Linked DNA regions of Homo sapiens: region 2 is linked to region 1. Evidence: read pairs that join two places in POLR2A ChIA-PET (ENCODE). Cell type or tissue: A673. All regions are shown on one strand. Each heading gives the region's core, and the rest is flanking DNA. Links, peaks and the distances in the headings are about the cores only.

Region 1 (10,073 bases), core at 746-8,745:
GAGCATGTGATGGACAGTTAATTCTAACTAAATCCCCATCACTTCAAACTACAGCAAGAATGCCTCCTACAGCTGATAGCCTACAAAAATCATGGAGTGTTAGTTTCACAAATTAATCAGTTTTCATGTTTGGGGCTGGTCCTGTTGCGTATAATAAAGAAAAAGTACAAAAATCCCTGAAACCCTGAAAAGCTGCCTAATGATTAAGCCCGCTCGGAGCTATGTTTGACATCTCGCTTTCTCTCTTGATGTTTTTGTGTCTTTATGACCCTCTCTCTTCCATTACTCCAGGGTGGCTCAGAGACTGACTGCAAAGTTTATCATCTCTCTACCATTATTGTTAATCACAACATGTTTGCCACTTCCAAACCTTGTGTCCTCACTTATTCCTCTTGCTTGCATCTTCAGCCTTTCCCACTCAGTATCCAAGCCAATAAACAAGATCGTGTCGGCTCTATTTGAAAACAGCTGCTCGTTAACCCAATTGCTCTCTGAACTACTGGACCATCTCTCTTCAAATGCCCAACTTCTCACTGCTGTACTTCATCCTCCAAGCAATCAACCCTTAAACCCCTCATGATCTGATTTTTGTCCCCCACCCCACTCTCTTGAAAGTCTCTGTAACCTCAAATCATCAAATTCAACAGCCTGTTTTCCAATTTCACTCTCCTTGACATTCCCCTCTTTAAAAATTCTTTAACTTCTTAGCTTCAGGGCAAGCTTCATAGGTGTGCAACCCATATAGTTAATTGTATAGAGCCCTAAGCTCCTCACGCTTGGTTTAATATTCTGTTGTTCCTATCTTAAAATTATTTTACGTATTTATGTACTTATTTTTTTTGTTAGGCATCAGATAACAGCAAATACAACTTTTTCTTAATAGGATGAATGAAGAACTAGTATTTGATAGCACAACAGGGTGACTACAGCAACAATAATTTATTGCATATTTTTAATTAATTAAAAGGGTGGAATTGTAATGTTCATAACACAAAGAAATGATAAATTCTTGAGGCGATGAATACCCTAATCACAATTACAAATAATGCAATTATTACACATTGTATGCCTGTATCCACACATTACATGTACCCCATAAATATATACACTATGTATTGATAATAATTAAAAATGAAAATAATTGCCGGGCGTGGTGGCTCACACCTGTAATCCCAGCACTTTGGGAGGCCGAGTCGGGCGGATCACGAGGTCAGGAGATCGAGACCATCCTGGCTAACCCAGTGAAACCCCATCTCTACTAAAAATACAAAAAATTAGCCAGGCGCCTGTTGTCCCAGCTACTGAGGAGGCTGGGAGTCTTGAGACAGAGTCTCGCTCTGTTGCCCAGGCTGGAGTGCAGTGGCGCGATCTCAGCTCACTGCAAGCTCCGCCTCCCGGGTTCACGCCATTCTCCTGCCTCAGCCTCTGGAGTAGCTGGGACTACAGGCCCCTGCCACCACACCCAGCTAATTTTTTTGTATTTTTTTAGTAGAGACGGGATTTCACCATGTTAGCCACGATGGTCTCCATCTTCTGACCTGGTGATCTGCCCGCCTCCGCCTCCCAAAGTGCTGGGATTACAGGCGTAAGCCACCGCGCCCAGCCAAAAATAATTTATTTTATTTTATTTTCTTGAGACCGAGTTTCACTCTTGTCGCCCAAGCTGGAGTGCAATGGCGTGATCTCCGCTCACTGCAACCTCGGCTTCCTAGGTTCAAGTGATTCTCCTGCCTCAGACTGCTGAGCAGCTGGGACTACAGGTGCCCGCCACCATGCCCAGCTAATTTTTTGAATTTTTAGTAGAGACAGGGTTTCACCATGTTAGCCAGGCTGGTCTCAAGCTCCTGACCTCAGGTAATCCACCCGCCTCGACCTCCCAGAGTGCTGGGATTACAGGCGTGAGCCACCGTGACTGGCCTGAAAAGTTTTCAACATATATATTTTTTAAATATAAACTGCTTCATGAATTTGTATGTCATCCTTGAACAGGGGCCATGCTAATCTTCTCTCTGTCTTGCTTTAATTTTAGTATTTGTGCTGCCGAAGTAAGCACAAAAGAATTTTCATTTTAGACAGAGGGTACAGTGGCACAATCATAGCTCACTGCAGCCTTGAACTCCTGGCCTCAAGAGATCCTCCCACCTTGGCCTCCCAAAACACTGGGGTTACAGATGTGAGCCACTGCAATGGCCATTAATATTCTTTTTTTTTTTTTTTTTTTTTTTGTGACAGAGTCTCACTCTGTCACCCAGGCTGGAATGCAGCAGCATGATCTCCGCTCACTGCAACCACCTCCACCTCCTGGGTTCAAGCGATTCTCGAGCCTCAGCCTCCCAAGTAGCTAGGATTACAGGCTCGGGCCACTACGCCCAGCTAATTTTTGTATTTTTACTAGAGATGGGGTTTTACCATGTTGGCCAGGCTGGTCTCGAACTCCTGACCTCAAGTGATCCACTTGCCTCGGCCTCCCAAAGTGCTGGGATTACCGGCATGAGCCACTATGCCCGGCCAATATTCTTAATAATTGTTGAACAAACGGCTCTGCCTTTTCATTTTGCATAGGGTGCTACAAATCATGAAGCTGGTTATTTTTAGCTTTTGTGACCCTCTGTTTGTCTGGCTCTCCCATCTCTTTGACCACTTTCTTCCCCTTGTAGGCTCCCCTTCTCCTTCTCCCTCCAAAGTATGGTGGATCCCGAGCACATGTTCTTCCCCCTATTCTTATGTTCTCACCATTAATTCTCTGTACTTCACCTGCCATGTCTTCATAAATGATCCCCAAATCTATAATTCAAGCTATAAGAAGTCCCAGCCACAGGCCAGGTACCGTGGCTCATGCCTGTAATCCTAGCACTTTGGGAGACTGAGGCAGGTGGATTGCTTGAGCTTAGTAGTTTGAGACTAGCTTGGGCAACATAGAAAAACGCCATCTCTACTGCAACAAAAACAACAGCAACAAAATTAGCCAGGTGTGGGGGCGCATGCCTGTTAGTCCCAGCGACTTGGGAGGATCACTTGAGCCTGGGAGTTGGAGACTGCAGTGAGTGGAGATAGCACCACTGCATTCTAGCCTGTGCCACAGAGCCAGACCCTGTCTCAAAAAAAAAAAAAAAAAAAAAAAAAAAGCAGAAGAAGAAGAAGAAATCCCAACTACATTTCCAACCATTCGTTGAATTGTTCCTAGTGAGGTTCTTCTCACACTTCAAAACCTTCTTCACTCTCCCATCAACTTCTATCAACTTCCCTATATCTATTAATGTAATAGTCATAATTCAGTCACTGTAATGAGAGGGTATCTGTCTTTCAGAGCTGCCCTAAATCTTCTGATGATCTTACACACATGCAGGTCTATCCCCATCAAAGCCTCCCTTGCTTTACATATGTGACTTCGGTTTTATTAATCGATACCCTCATTTGTGGGTTTAATCTAGGAAACAAACTATGAGGAGACCAGGGAGACTCAGAGCATCAATTTCAGTGGTTCAGGTCATGGCAGAGGTAATGTTTTCATAATTTTTAAAATCAAATTATGTACATCTCCAGGGATCCCACCCACCCAAAGGGAAGCAATACAAAACAAAACAAAACAATATAAAATGGAGAGCAATACAAAACAACAAGAGGCTGGCCGCCCAAGAAAGTTGAGACTAAGATTCATGGGGTTCATCACAGGGCCAATTTTATGTAAACTCTTATTAGTGAGGCTTTGTTTTCCCCACCGAAAATTGCCTGATATCACCACTATTAATTTTGCTTCTGGAATGAGTTGAGAATATTTTTGGATTTTTTATTTCCAGAGCTTCCATCAAATGCAAGTGTGTGCTGCTGAAGTATTAGGAAAAATCAATTAAGTGCACAGAGTTGTTTATATAAGAATATCCGGACAAAATTGTTTAGAAAAGTTAAAAACCTGGCTGGGAGAGGTAGCTGATGCCTGTAATCCCAGCACTTTGGGAGGCCGGGACAGGCAGATCACCTGAGGGTCAGGAGTTGGAGACCAGCCTAGCCAACATAGTAAAACCCTGTCTCTACTAAAAATACCAAAAAAATTTGCTGGGCCTGGTGGCGCGCCTGTAATCCCAGCTACCCGGGAGGCTGAGGCAGGAGAATCGCTTGAACCCAGGAGGCGCGGTTACAGTGAGCCGAGATCGTGCCGTTGCACTCTAGCTTGGGCAACAAGTGAAAACTCCGTCAGAAAGGAAGGAAGGAAGGAAGGAAGGAAGGAAGGAAGGAAGGAAGGAAGGAAGGAAGGAAGGAAGGAAGGAAGGAAGGAAGGAAGGAAGGAAGGAAGGAAGGAAGGAAGGAAGGAAGGAAGGAAGGAAGGAAGGAGAGAAAGAAAGAAAGAAACAAAGAAACAAAGAGAAAGAAAGAGAAAGAAAGTTGGTTAAAAACCTGGACACAACCTAAAAGCCTCTCAGAAGGAGATAGGTTAAGCAAACTATGGTAAATGTGCATAGTGACATACTCTTTGTGTTAGTTGTCTGTTTTGTATAACAAGCCACCTAAAACTAAGTGGCTGAAGACAATGACTTGTTATTTCTTGATGGGGCTTGACCTCTGTGCTGTTATCTGGGCTCTCTCGGGTGACTGCAGTCAGTTAGCTGCTCAGCTGTGTCTTGTGATCTAGGATGGCCTCCCGCACAGGACAGGAGCTCATGGGGATGGCTTGGATAGCTGGTTCACTCTCTCCACGTGGCCTTTACACTACGACAGTCTCAGGAATGCATTAGGATGACAGCAAAAGCTGCAAGACCTTGTGCAGTTGCTTCTGCCATATTTAATTGGTCGAAGCCTGACATAAAGCCAGCCCAGACCCCAGACCTCAGACCCCAGACTCTTTTTTTGTTGTTGTTTTTTGAGACAGGTTCTTACCCTGTCACCCAGGCTGGAGTGCAGTGGCATGATCTCAGCTTACTGCAACCTCCTCCTTCCGAGTTCAAGAGATTCTCCTGCCTTAGCCCACCATGCCTGGCTAATTTGTTTTACATTTTTAGTAAAGACAGCGTTGCACCATGTTGGCCAGGCTGGTCTCGAACTCCAGACTCAAGCAATCTGCCTGCCTTGGCCTTCCAAAGTGCTAAGATTTCAGGCGTGAGCCACGGAGCTTGGCCCAGATCCCAGACTGTCTTGATGGAAGGAATTGCAAGGAATCTGTGGCCACTGGTGGGAGAGGGAAGGGTAAAATTCACATAACTCCAAATTTAGCATTCTCAAGTGTACAATTCAGTGGCATTTGGTACATTCACAGTGTTGTACGAGCATCACCACTCTCTAGTTCCAGAATATTTTCATCCCTCCAAAACTAAACCAATACTCATTACTTCTCTGATTCCTGTCAACCCCTAGCCTCCATTAACCACTCATTTGTTTTCTGTCTTTGTGGATTTGCCTATTCTGGATATTTCATGTGAATGGAATCATGCAATAGGTGACCTTTTAGACTGGCTTCTTTCATTCAGCATAGTGTTTGCAAGGTTCATCCATGTTGTGAATTCATTCCTTTTTATCACCTGAGTAATATTCCATTATATCAAGCTTGTCCAACCTATGACTTTGAATGCCACCCAACAAAAATTTGTAAACTTTCCTAAAACATTATGATTTCTTTTTTGCAATTTTAAAAAACTCATTAGCTATATCATTAGTGTGTTTTATGTATGGCCCAAGACAATTTTTCTTCCATTGCAGCCCAGGGAAGCCAAAAGATTGGACACCCTTGCATTATATGAATATACCTCATTTTTACAATCCATTCATCCGTTGATGGACATTTGGGTTGTTTTCACATTGGGGCTACTGTGAATAGTGCTACTACGAACATTCATGTACCTGTTTTCAGTTATGTGGGGAATATACCTAGGAGTGGAATTGCTGAATCACATGGTAATTCTATGTTTAACTTTTTGAAGAACTGCCAGACTGTTTTCCATTGTGGCCATTTTTAATTCAATATACTATCAAACAGCAAAAATGATTAATATATCGGTATTAATGTGGAGGTATGAATATGTAAAAGAAAAGTTACAGAATGACATGTTTCATTGGTACCTTATAGAAATGTTTAAAAAACAGTGACTTCAACCAGCCTGGCCAACATGGTGAAACCCCGTCTCTACTTTTTTTTTTTGTATTTGTAAAAATACAAAAATTAGGCCAGTCACACTGGCTCACACCTGTAATCCCAGCACTCTGGGAGGCCAAGGTGGGTGAATAACCTGAGGTCAGAGGTCAAAACCACCCTGGTCAACATGGCAAAACCCCATCTCTACTAAAAATAACAAAAATTAGCTGGGCGTGGTGGCGGGTGCCTGTAATCCCAGCTACTCGGGAGGCTGAGGCGGGAGAATCACTTGAACCTGGGAGGTGGAGGTTGCAGTGAGCTGAGATCGCACCACTGCCCTCCAGCCTGGGCAACAGAGTGAGACTCTGTCTCAAAATAAAAATAAAAATACAAAAATTATCCAGGTGTGGTGGTGCATGCCTGTAATCCCAGCTTCTCGGGAGGCTGAGGCAGGAGAATCGCTTGAACCTGGGAGGTGGAGGTTGTAGTGAGCCACTGCACTCCAGCCTGGGCAACAGAGCAAGACTCTGTCTTAAAAAAAAAAACAACACAAAACAAAACAAAAACAGTGACTTAAAGCAAATATGCTTATTTTTCTCTCATGAAGGGTGGAGTGCTGGGCATGGTGGCTCATACCTGTAAATCCCAGTACTTTGGGAGGCCAAGGTAGGCAGATCACCTGAGCCCAGGAGTTCAAGACCAGCCTGGGCAACACAGTGAGACCTCGTCTCTATTTATATAAATTAAAAATTAATAATGGATATGGTTTGGCTCTGTGTCCCCACCCAAATCTCGTGTTGAATTGTGACCTCTAGTGCTGGAGGAGGGGCCTGGTGGGAGGTGATTAGATGATGGGGGTGGACTTCCCCCTTTGCTGTTCTTGTGATGGGGAGTGACTTCTCATAAGATCTGGTTGTTTAAAAGTGTGGAGGACTTCTGTCTTCACTCTCTCTCTCCTGCTGGTCATGTGAAGATGTAGTTGCTTCCCCTTCACCTTTCACCATGATTGTAAGTTTCCTGAGGCCTCCCCAGCCATGCCTCCTGTACAACCTGTGGAACTGTGAGTCAAATAAACCTCTTTTTTTCATAAATTACCCAGTTGCAGGTAGCTCTTTATAACAGTATGAGAATGGACTAATACAATAATTTTTTTAAAAGGCTGGAGGACAGGGATGTTCCTTAAGGTACTCAGGACACCAGCTCCTTGCAGTTCTCTCACCAGTATTCTGGTGTGGCCCTCAGCCTCACCCATCAGGAAGGCAACCTTGCTTCCTCGGCAGCAGGGCATGGCAGGAATAAGGAAGGAGGAAAAATGAACCTGCCTGCTCTTTTAGGGACAATTTCAAAACCTCTTTCTTTTGTAAATTGCCCAGTCTCAATATGTCTTCATCAACAGTGTGAAAATGGACTAATATAGGGCCCTAATCCATTCTGACTGCTATCCTTAGAAGAGGAGACTTGGACATACAGAGAAACACCAGGGATGCTCACTCACAGAGGAAAGACCACATGAGGATGCAGTGAGAAGGCAGCTGTCTGCAAGCTAAGGAGAGAGGCTGCAGGAGAAATCAACCCTGCTGAGACCTTGATCTTGGACTTCCAGCCTCCAGCATTGTGAGAAAATGAATTTCTGTTGTTTAACCCACCCAGTCTGTGTTATTTTGTTATGACATCCCTAGCAAACTCATACAGGGAGTCAGAAGAAAATTCCCAAAGAAAGCTGTACTTGAACCAGGGCTCCATGGACGAGTCAGAGTCCACCAAATGGCGAAGACAGGAAAGCACATTCTAGGCACATGGCATATGGAAGGACCCAGAGGTATGAGAAGCATTTTTAGCAAAGGGTACCAAGTTCAGAGCGCTTAGGGCAGAGAGTGTGTGGGTGGAGTCATAAAAGACAAACTGGAAAGTTTGCTTTAAACTCCCATTCAACTGGTTTAAAATTAGTAGTATGCTGGTTAACATTGGAGAATTGACTCTTTGGAGAGGTTAGCTGTGATCTGCAACACTTACCAGTTTCTCTGGTGTAAATACTCTCACCATGGCTGATTTTTGTTTGTTTTTTTATTTTTATTATTTTTTTTGAGACAGAGTCTCTCTCTGTCATCCAGGCTGGAGTGCCATGGTGCAATCTCAGCTCACTGCAACCTCTGCCTCCCAGGTTCAAGCAATTCTCCTGCCTCAGCCTCCCGAGTAGCTGGGACTACAGGCGCCCGCCACCACACCCGGCTAATTTTTTTTTTTGTATTTTTAGTAGAGACAGGGTTTCGCCGTGTTAGCCAGGATGGTCTCGATCTCCTGACCTCATGATCCACCCACCTCGGCCTCCCAAAGCGCTGGGATTATAGGCATGAGCCACCGCGCCTGGCCTACATCTGCTATTTCGTAGGTTACTGTACTTGCCCTTGGCAGGTTTAGACTCAACAAATGAAGTAATGCATAACCAATTTTTCATCTAGCCGAAGAGATCACACAAATGCATGCACAGACAAAAGGAGCTTGAGGTGATTGCTGAAGAAGATAAGAGATTTTGGGCCTCAGAGGAGAAGGCATCTCCATGGTGGCAGTGGTAGTTTCAACCATCACAGGGCGGGAGAGATGAACCTGAGCCTTCAGGAAGAAAAGGAAGGGTAATTTTGGGCATTCAGAAGAAGATAAAAAGGTGTAGAGCTCCAGAGAGGTAGGGAGAGAGAAGACTGTGAGATGGAGAGGGGTTTGAATGAGGGAGTTTTCTGTTTCTTTTTTTAATTTTATTTTTGAGACAGGATCTGGCTCTGTTGCCCAGGCTCTAGTGCAGCGGCATAGTCTTGGTTCACTGCAACTTCCACCCCCTGGCTCAAGCAATCCTCCTGTCTTGGACTCCTGAGTAGCTGGGACTACAGGTTTGCACCACCATACCTGGCTAATTTTTTTTTCTTTTTTTTGTAGCTGTGGGGGTTTCACCATGTAGCCTAGGTTGGTTTTTGTTTTGTTTTGGGTTTTTTTTGAGATGGATTCTCATTCTGTCGCCCAGGCTGGAGTACAGTGGCATGATCTCGGCTCAGTGCAACCTCTGCCTCCCGGGTTCAAGCAATTCTCCTGCCTCAGCCTTTTTAGTAGAGATGGTGTTTTGCCATGTTGGTCAGGCTGGTCTCGAACTCTTGACCTCAGGTGATCCAGCAGCCTCGGCCTCCCAGAGTGCTGGGATTACAGGCGTGAGCCACTGCGCCCCACCTACCAGATCCTTTTGAGGCTGATAAAGCACTTTGGGACCTGCCTCCTGCCTCTGTCTCCTCCAATCCCCACCCCATAACCACATCGGCCTCCCTGTGCCCAGAGCACAGCAGCCATGCAGCTTGATCCTATCTCAGGGCCTTTGCACTTGTGTTTCTATCACCTGCAGTGTTTCCTCACCCTCCACTTACCCCCACTCACTCTGCATGACTGCCTTGTCTCTTCACTGAGGACTCAGCTCACATGTTATCCCATCAGCCTATCTAATTCTGCACTGACACATCAGTCCTACCTACCCCCACCCCACCTGATGTTCCTCACAGCATTCATCACTCGATGAAATGATATTATGTATGCTTTTTTTCTTTTTCCCCCAGGGGTCAGCAAACTGAAGCTCAAGGGGCCGATTTGGCACAAAGCCTGTTGCAGAAATGAAGTTTTATTAAAACACTTCCATTCATTTCCACATCGTTCAAGACTGTTTTTCACTCTGATGGCAGAGTTGAGTAATTGCAACAGAGACCATATGACCTTCAAAGTCTAAAAAATATTTATTATCCCTTCCTTTAAGAAGAGATGTGCTGATCCCTGGTTACTTGTTTACAGTGTTTTCATGTGATATGGTTTGAAGCTGTGTCTCCACCCAAATCTTATGTCGAATTGTAATCTCCAATGTTGGAGGTGAGGCCTGGTGGGGTGTTTGGATCATAGGGACAGATTTTCTCCTGGTACTGTGTTGAGATAGTGAGTGAAGTCTTGTGATATCTGGTTGTTTAAAAGTATGTGGTAAAGGCTGGGT
Region 2 (10,073 bases), core at 922-8,921, 150 kb after region 1:
CACTATGCTATGTATTTCATCACCCAACGAATGTCCCTGTGTGGTCCCTTTGTAGTCAACCATTTCCATTCTCCTATCTCCTGGAAATTGTCATCTCTTTTCACTGGTCTCTTATTTTGATAAATTTAATCTTTTCTGGCCGATGTTCTTCTACTTTTTGGTTTGAGGCAGAAGACTTTCTTTTGAAATGGAGTTTCCTTATATTTTTTGTTTTTTGTTGCTTTTGGTGGACTTCGGTGAATGCAGTGGAGTCAACATGACTCTCCTCTGTCATCTCTAAGTAGGCATTTAAAGAAGACTTTTGGTGACATTTAAATTTCCTTTTGCTGGGTGTGGTGGCTGATCCCAGCACTTTGGGTGGCTGAGGTGGGCGGATCACCTGAGGTCAGGAGTTCGAGACCAGCCTACTCAACATGGTGAAACTCCGTCTTTACTAACAATACAAAAAATTAGCCAGGTGTGATGGCGGGTGCCTGTAATCCCAGCTACTCGGGAGGCTGAGGCAGGAGAATTGCTTGAATCCCAGAGGCGGAGGTTGCAGTGAGCCGAGATCATGCCACTGCACTCCAGCCTGGGCGACAAGAGAGAAACTCCGTCTCAAAAAAAAAAAAAAAAAAATTTCCTTTTCTATTTTTTCTTAGATGGCTCTGTTGCCCAGGCTGGAGATCGATAGTGCGATCTCAGCTCACTGAAGCCTCAACCTTCCAGCCTCAAGCAATCCTCCCACCTCAGCCTCCTGAGGCTGAGACTATAGGTGTGCAACACCATACCCAGCTAATTTACAATTTTTTTTTTTTTTTGGCAAAGATGACATCTCTGTATGTTACCCAGGCTGGACTGGAACTCTGGGCTCAAGCCATCCTCCTGCCTCACCTCCTGAAGTGTTGGGATTACAGGTATGTGAATCACTGCACCCTTCCTGAATTTCCATTTTTCAGATAAGCTCAGACAAGGAATTTATTTAAGAGTAAGAGATTCATGATGAAACAAATATGATATCTTAGATTATCTTAAGATTCTCTGCATGCCCATAGTTTAGTTTAATTCAATCAAAAACAGTTACAAAAATACCTTTGTCAAGCACTGGGCTGAGTATGGGATGTTACCATAGTCTGTTTGTGGGACATAAAATTGTAATTATAATCCTGTGTGGTAAGTGCAACACCAGGAACATGGATACACAGATTCACTGGAGTGGCGTCTGGACTCCAGATTCTAGAGGAGTAATTCTACACTGATTAGTAACCGCTGGCTTTAAAGGTGAGATTTGTTACTTGTAGAAGCTGATTTCATCTGGGATGGACATAATTGCTCCCAGTGCCAATGAAACCAAGCTTCCAGGACCAATCCCACATTTAAGGTTTTTTTTTTTTTTAAATTAATTAATTAATTAATTAATTATTTTTCAGAGACAAGTTCTCCCAGGCTGGTCTTGAACCCCTGGGCTGAAGGGATCCTCTTGCCTTTGACTCCCAAAGTGCTAGGATTATAGGTTTGAGCCATCACACCTGGCCTCCAAATTTAGTTTTATTCTGGGGGTTGACAAACTCTTTTGGAAAGAGTCAGAAAATAAATATTCTAGGCTTTGTGGGCCACACTCAGTCCTTGCCAGGGGCATACAGTGAGTCACGCTACACTGCTCTCTGAATCTTAGGAATGGCCCTAAAGCCGTCAGAAGAGATCTCAAATAGGAATGTCATTGAAAAAGGACCAAAATTCAAACATGTTGAAGTGTGGTGGACTGTGTTTTTCTTCTCATTGGCTGCCCTATGTGGAGGGTTGAACACATCCACTCCTGCCATGGGGTTGCTCTGTCTACCCTGTGGGTGAATTTACTTCCCCACACACTGATCTCAAGCATGGCCACACAGCCTGCTTCCATAAAATGTCAGTGGGAATGTGGTGTGCCTCTTCCCAGCGGATACTGAAGAGCCATTGCGTGCTCTTGTCATTTGCCTTCTCCTTCCCCAAGATCAACATGGCCCAGGTGAGCTTGATCCCAGAATGAAGACACACAGAGCAGAGTCACAGCTCTCAGCTGACCTGGAAAATAAATAAGAATTAAACCTTTGTTCTTAGAGGCCTGTGAGATATTTTTTTTTTGGCTGCCACTGCATAATCTAAGAAAGCTGACTAGTACACAAAGACACGTATACCCACTGAAGCTATTTCACTCTGGTCCCATACGTCTGAGCTAAGCAGGCATAGATCAAAATCATGGAGTACATTTTAACTTATGAATAAACTGTGAAAAATATAATTCTCAAATTATGTTTTTTTAAGAGATGGGAGTCTCACTTTGTGGCCCAGGCTGGTCTCGATCCTCCAGCCTCAGCCTCCCAAGATGCTGAGATTATAGGAATGAGCCATCACACCTGGCCTATAATTCTCAATTTTTAATTTTGTCTATAAAGTTGTTTCATTTTAAAGAAGAGGTAAAGCTTGCTATAGATTGCTCAGAGTTCTAAGCAAGGAAAGTTAGTAAAGTAGAATGAACAGGCCAGGTGTGGTGGCTCATGTCTGTAATCCCAGCACTTTGGGAGGCTGAGGTGGGCGAACTACTTGAGGACAGGAGTTTGAGACCAGCCTAGGTAACATAGTGAGACCGTGTCTCTAGAAAAATACAAAAATTAGCCAGGCATGGTGGCGGACACCTATAGTCCCAGCTACTGGGGTGACTAAGGCAGGAGGATCCCTTGAGCCCAGGAGGTGGAGGTTGCAGTGACCGAGATCACACACCACTGCACTCTGGCCTGGGTGACAGAGTAAAACCCTGTTTCAAAAAAAAAAAAAAAAAAAAAAAGAGGAACTGGTATGCATATCAAACTAGTGTCAGAATAGCTGATTCTCCAGGAAACCCAGAGAATAGTGAACTCAACGAAACTGTTGCCGTAAAAATAATCTGTTTTTATGAATAAAGGATAGCTAAAAATGAATTAGCAACACCAAAACTATTTCTAAATAATGATCTGTAAATAATAAGCATAGTTTTAATTACTAGACTGAATGATAAAAGCCATCTATAGTGCTGGGCCCCGCTGGGGACCGTTTCAGAGCATCAGTTGCTCAAAAATGACTGTACCTTCCAGTGTTAAGATCTGTATCTTTGGATTCCAGAGTCAATTCAGGATTTCATCCCTGCCAGTTAATGGATATCCATGATGAACTTTTCATCTGGGTGTGCTTTTGCAGATTGCTCTTACGGGTCTAAACATATTGATTAATAGTAGTAACTGACATTTACTGAATAGTTACATGTGCCAAGTATTGTGTTAAGTGCTTCAGGTGCCTTCTTCAAGATCAAGGGGACCCTTAACCCTGGACCGACTGTAAAGCAGGTACTGTTATTAATTATTTCTAGCTGCAAAACGAGGAAGCTTAGGCGTAGAGATATTAATTTACCCAAAGCTTCACAGCTTACGGTCAGGATTTGAATTCAGGTCGGTCCGACCCTGGACCTCATGCTCTGGCTTGGAGGGCACCACCACCTTGTGTTTAGCTGTCTCTTTCTCTCTCTGCTGCTGCTGCTGCTGTGAGGCCACGGGACCTCATAAAAGCTAAATGAGATCACATCTGTGAAAGCCCTTTGAAAACTGCGACACACTGTGCAGATCGTAAGGTTTGAAGGTGAACTCCTTTTTTTTTTTTTTTTTTTTTTGAGACAGAGTTTCGCTCTTGTTGCCCAGGCTGGAGTACAATGGCGCGATGTTCACTCACTGCAACCTCCGCCTCCCGGGTTCAAGAGATTCTCCTGCCTCAGCCTCCCGTGTAGCTGGGATTACAGGCGCCCACCACCATGCCTGGCTAATTTTGTATTTTTAGTAGAGATGGGGTTTCCCCATGTTGGTCAGGCTGGCCTTGAACTCTGGACCTCAGGTGATCCGCCCTCCTCAGTCTCCCAAAGTGCTCAGATTAGAGGCGTGAGCCACCGCGCCTGGCCAAAGGTGAACTCTTTATATAACTCCAAATTGTCCAGGGGAAATAACAAACAGCCACATTGGTGGGTCCAGGAGGGAGAAATGTCAAGGTGTGTGCGTGTGGGGTCTCTCCTTGGTGTGATTAAGGGATAAGAAGTCCTGTTCATCCCAGAAGCTGGAGCTGGGGACTCAATCCCAACTGAATTTACAAGGGAGAGCTTGTCTTCTGGCCTCACACCTACTCCCAGGGTGAATTCGTTAGCACAGCATCTCATATTTTCTAGGGTAAGCATAATATGTGGCCTGAAAACCAACCCCTGGAGACCAGTCCCTTTGACTTCCAACACCTGATTTATTGGATCAAATGTCTAGCATTTCAGGCTGATTTTAAAAATGGAAACCAATCAGGAGGCAGAGGGTGCCCCTGGGATCTGAAACTGGTTTTTGTCCTCTTTTCAAGTAAGAACAAACTTAGGAGATTTATATTTAAATCAGTTGGGTGGAAACCTCATGAAGGACGAGCTAAGGTTTGAAAGTGGAAGGTGAGAAGCAAATGCATTTTCTGGGTTATCGCAGGGAGAGTTCATACTCCACTCAGCTTAGGAGAGCTTGCAGCCAGGCTTTCAGGGGCTGGATTTAAATCAACATGTTTCATGCACTAGTGGTTTTCCAAAGTGGGGTCCCAAATCCATGAGCTAGCCCAGAACATAGCTCTGATTTTTTATGGAGTTGGGCCATCTATGACTTTTATAGACCTGGGAATGTAATAGGGTGCTTAATTGTGAAAGGCTTAAGATCAGAGGTGGGGGGGAAGAGACAGGAATAGAAGAGAGAGAGAGATGAATGAATGAGGGAGAGAAGGAAGGAAGAAGCTTAGGATTTGAGACGGATGAGGAATATGTTGCCCTCAACATCAGGTTGGAAAAGAACCCAAAACCAAAAAGCAGTCAAAAAAATCTAGTATTGAATTACAAACAATATATTTGTTCTTTCACTTAAGATTCTTGTTCTTTTAATTTCCAACTTCAAGGTATGAAAATAGGCTTTCAGGCTGGGCATAGTGGCTCACGCCTGTAATCCCAGCATTTTGGGAGGCTGAGGTGGGTGGATCACGAGGTCAGGAGATCAAGACCATCCTGGCTAACACGGTGAAACCCCGTTTCTACTAAAAATACAAAAAGTTAGCCGGGCATGGTGGCGGGTGCCTGTAGTCCCAGCTACTTGGGAGGCTGAGGCAGGAGAATGGCATGAACCCGGGTGGCGGAGCTTGCAGTGAGCCGAGATTGTGCCACTGTACTCCAGCCTGGGCGATGAGCGAGACTCTGTCTCAAAATAAAAAAATAAAAAAAAAGAAAATAGGCTTGCAACAAATCATGGAAATACAAGGCTGACAGATCCTCTTAGGAAAAATCTCTAGACGTTAATCAGAAGAGGATCAGAAATTTCTCTATAATCATTGATTGTTGGAACATAGAGCAGTTTATGAGTGATTACTTATTTCTCTTAGGAGTCACTGTCACTAAATAGATCATGCCCATAAACATTAAAAAAAATTAAGTCCTGGCTGGGTGCGGTGACTCACGCCTTTAATCCCAGCAATTTGGGAGGCTGAAGTAGGCAGATCAATTGAGTTCAGCAGTTTGAGACAAGCTGGGGCAACATGGCAAGACCCTGTCTATACAAAAAATACAAAAATTAGCCAGGCATGGTGGCACACTCCTGTAGTCCCAGCTACACAGGAGTTTGAGGTGGGAGGATGGCTTAAGCCCAGGAGGTAGAGGTTACAGTGAGCTGAGATCACACTACTGCACTCCAGCCTGGGCAACAGAGCCACATCCTGTCTCAAAAAAAAAAAAAAAATTTAAAGAAAAAAAGGAAAAATTAAGTCCTAGTCTAGCTACGTTTTGACTTTCAGGGAGTCCAGATTGTTACTCAATTTAGAAGTTTAGGCCGAGTGCGGTGGCTCACGCCTGTGATCCCAGCACTTTGGGAGGCTGAGGTGGGTGCATCACCTGAAGTCAGGAGTTTGAGACCAGCCTGGCCAATGTGGTGAAACCCCGTCTCTACTAAAAATACAAACAATTAGCTGGATATGGTGGCACGTGCCTGTAATCCCAGCTACTTGGGAGGCCAAGGCGGGCAGTTCACGAGGTCAGTTCAAGACCAGCCTGACCAACGTGGCGAAAACTGTCTCTACTAAAAATACAAAAATTAGCCAGACATGGTGGCGGGCGCCTGTAATCCCAGCTACTCGGGAGGCTGAGGCAGGAGAATCTCTTGAACCTGGGAGGCGGAGGTTGCAGTGAGCCGAGATCGTGCCACTGCACTCCAGCCTGGACAACAGAGCAAGACGCTATCTCAAAAATAAAATAGAAGTTTAATAAATTCCAAAATTCTAAAGTTTTAGAATGAATTCTAATTCTGATTTAGTGACAATTTTAATACATCCTGAATTATTTCCTTTATTTAAAAATTAGCATGTTTATGGTACTGTATATCATATGCATCCCTTGTTTTCTCATTGTTATTTTACCAAGAAAAGCAAGTGTGCTTTCAGCATTAGGATATATTTGATGAGCATGTCATCCACTTGGTAGTAATGGGACTCTGAACCAGCTTGCATACGTTTATCAGACTTAGTAAGAGATAAAAACATCCTATTCTAGTCCATGGATAAGGCAGAACTAGAGTCTTAGACTTGCTTTCATCAGCTCTACTTCTGCCAGGATTTTGGCTCTTCAGGCTGTATCAAATGACAAGAGTTGGCTTTTAATATAAAAGTTCCAGTCATTGCTATTATTGAAATGCTGCCTATATTCACTTCTACCACCCACGCTTTTGAAAATTGGCAGCAGAGGGAAACTTGAACTACTCTTTAGAATCATGCAATAGAAGGAGGAGAAGTTTACCTTGTAATTGTGGGAGGAAACGGCTGAGGAAGTGTCAAACTGCATAAATCCAACAGAAGGGCGAGGCCGCACTCCACTCCGGTTGACTGCTAGGGATTATGAGGTAGCCGACATAGAGGCATGCGTTTTCATCCACATACATAGCATACATGAATTTGAGTGGAAATAGTGATGGAACAGATTTGTGCTGATTTCTAGTGGTCTGAATTTACAAAATGGAACTAATCTTTGCAGTGTTCAAGCAGAGTCTGAAGAAGGTGATTTTGGGAATGACATGAGGGTTGTAGGGACCAGCCCCCACAGGGTCGGTGGGTCTCTCCCCGTGTGCGGCGACGAGAGAGTGTAGAAATAAAGACACAAGACAAAGAGATAGAAGAAAAGACAGCTGGGCCCGGGGGACCACTACCACCAATGCGCGGAGACCGGTAGTGGCCCCGAATGTCTGGCTGCGCTGTTATTTATTGGATACAAAGCAAAAGGGGCAGGGTAAAGAGTGTGAGTCATCTCCAATGATAGGTAAGGTCACATGGGTCTCGTGTCCACTGGACAGGGGGCCCTTCCCTGCCTGGCAGCTGAGGCAGAGAGAGAGAGGAGACAAAGAGAAAGACAGCTTACGCCATTATTTCTGCATATCAGAGACTTTTAGTACTTTCACTAATTTACTACTGCTATCTAGAAGGCAGAGCCAGGTGTATAGGATGGAACATGAACGCGGACTAGGAGCGTGACCACTGAAGCACAGCATCACAGGGAGACGGTTAGGCCTCTGGATAACTGCTGGTGAGCCTGACTGATGTCAGGCCCTCCACAAAAGGTGGAGGAGCAGAGTCTTCTCTAAACTCCCGCGGGGAAAAGGAGACTCCCTTTCCCGGTCTGCTAAGTAGTGGGTGTTGTTCCTTGACACTTTTCGCTACTGCTAGACCATGGTCCGCCTGGCAACGGGCATCTTCCCAGACGCTGTCGTCACTGCTAGACCAAGGAGCCCTTCTGGTGGCCCTGTCTGGGCATAACAGAAGGCTCGCATTCTTGTCTTCTGTTCACACCTCACTATGTCCCCTCAGCTCCTATCTCTGTATGGCCTGGTTTTTCCTAGGTTATGGTTATAGAGCGAAGATTATTTTAATATTGGAATAAAGAGCAATTGCTACAAACTAATGATTAATGATATTCATATATAATCATATCTAAGATCTATATCTGGTATAACTATTCTTGTTTTATATTTTATTATACTGGAACAGCTCGTGTCCTCGGTCTCTTGCCTCGGCGCCTGGGTGGTTTGCCGCCCACAGGGGTTCTTATATCTGATGGGAATTTGGACTCAGTAACACTATTTACCTTGAGATTTTGTGAATTGCATGCCCCAGGCCTCCACAGACCTGCATTTTATATGCAAGAAGTACATGGCTGACATTCCATGTGTGTCCCTGGTTCACAGTGAGATTCTAAGTAAATGTGATTAATGAATCTGAGCTAACGTGAAAACCGATGAAGTGAAATCTAAGGCTTTCCTGCTTTCTCCAGTGGAATATTCTTACCCTTCTGGAAACCGTGCACCTGCTTGGTGATTTAACCCAAACAAAGGATTCTGCTGGGGGATTTCTTAAGCAGGAGAGGAGAGCAAGCTCCTGAAAGATTTCACATATCTCTATAAACTCCACTCTGAAATTAGTTGCGTTCTGGAGGACGATGCTTTGTGCAACCTTCATGACTGTAGGGAATGATGTTTGTGGAGAATCAGAAGGTCTCTCTGTCTCTGTCTCTGTCTCTCTCTTTCTGGACTTACAATGGGTTTTGTATGTCAATGTGTACAGTGCACAGAAGATGGGGGCAGCAAGTGATATCTGAGCATCTGCCCCTCCCCGTGAAGTCTGCTTCTTTGGTCATGAAAGAGGGCACTCATGCATGATCGATGGCTCATCTAAGCGCCACAATAAATCTCCGATGGATCTTTCCACCCCTCGTCAGACTCCAGCTCCTCCCTTAACTCCCTTCCCAGGGAAATTCCTTTGGCTCAGTGCCTCAAGGTGGATAAATAGGCAGGAAGAGTGGGGCGCGCGTCAGGGACGTGCCTGTACTCTTCTTTCAGGAGGAAACTGCATCTGAAACCTAAGCCAGGAGGTGCCTGCCATGCGCTGCTGCTGCTGGGAGAGAGACTGTTATAACCCAGAGGACAAAGAAGACAGTGAGGGGGAAACCCCGCTGTGAGAATGCTGTGTAAATAGTGCGAGCATCATCTAACCATGCCTCTTTTCTGAAAAAGTCATGGCACTTGACTGAAACCCACTCAGATGGTCTGGAAGCAGATCCAGATCTTAGATACTAGAAAGTATCTAAGTAGCAGTGCAATTTTCTGCAATGATGGGCGTGTTTAATATCTGCACTGACCCGGATGGCCGCCACTAGCCACAGGTTACTACTGAGCACTTGAAATGTGGCTAGTGCCACTGAGGAATTGGCTTGTTTCATTGACTTTTAATGAATTTACATTTATGTATGTATTTTTGAATTTAAATTAAAATGTGCAGAGTTGCACATGGCTAGTGGCTGCCACATTAGGTGGCATGGTTTACAGGCATCTGTATAGGAGGCAGCCTAGACTGCTGCTCTGGAAAGACTTGTTCTCATTTTCTTTCTTTCTTTTTTTTTTTTTTTTTTTTGAGACAGAGTTTTGCTCTATTGCCCGGGCTGAAGTGCAGTGGCATGATCTTGGCTCACTACAACCTCTACTCACTGGGTTCAAGAGACTCCCATGCTCCTCCCGAGTAGCTGGGATTACAGGCATGCACCACCAAGCCTGGCTAATTTTTTTTTGAGACGGAGTTTTGCTCTTCTTGCCCAGGCTGGAGTGCAATGGTGCGATCTTGGCTCACTGCAACCTCCATCTCCTGGGTTCAAGTGATTCCCCTGCCTCAGCCTCCTGAGTAGCTGGGATTACAGGCATGCGCTAGCATGCCTGGCTAATTTTGTATTTTTAGTAGAGACAGGATTTTTCCAAGTTGGTCAGGCTGGTCTTGGGTGATCCGCCTGCCTTGACTTCCCAAAGTGTTGGGATTACAGACGTGAGCCCCCGCACCCGGCCAATTTTTGTATTTTTAGTAGAGATGGGGTTTCACCATGTTGGCCAGGCTGGTCTCGAACTCCTGGCCTCAAGTGTTCCTCCCGCTTTGGCCTCCCAAAGTGTTGGGATAACAGGCATGAGCCACTGCGCCCGACCTTCACCTTCCTGTCTTGATGTTGGTGATGT

What was found. ChIA-PET counts read pairs that join two places held together with the same protein. Peaks named below come from ENCODE experiments on the same cell type or tissue, not always from the same donor. Only the 100,000 strongest peaks of a DNase experiment are listed, where the experiment ranks them.
Region 2: POLR2A ChIA-PET joins it to region 1 with 11 read pairs; 2 of 35 experiments call an interaction of 5 or more read pairs at or near these places.

Annotation. Positions count from the first base shown.
Region 1 is chr5:16,939,899-16,949,971 of GRCh38, forward strand. It overlaps the pseudogene RNU6-660P. Among named protein-coding and RNA genes, the nearest start is that of MYO10, 8.6 kb to the left of the region's middle. In A673, for the core only: no CTCF peak of the experiment used is centred there; DNase peaks (open chromatin) are centred at 4,123, 4,543 and 5,113; H3K4me3 peaks cover 461 bases; H3K27ac peaks cover 4,577 bases.
Region 2 is chr5:17,088,266-17,098,338 of GRCh38, forward strand. No RefSeq gene overlaps it. Among named protein-coding and RNA genes, the nearest start is that of MIR10522, 63 kb to the right of the region's middle. In A673, for the core only: no CTCF peak of the experiment used is centred there; a DNase peak (open chromatin) is centred at 6,786; H3K27ac peaks cover 424 bases.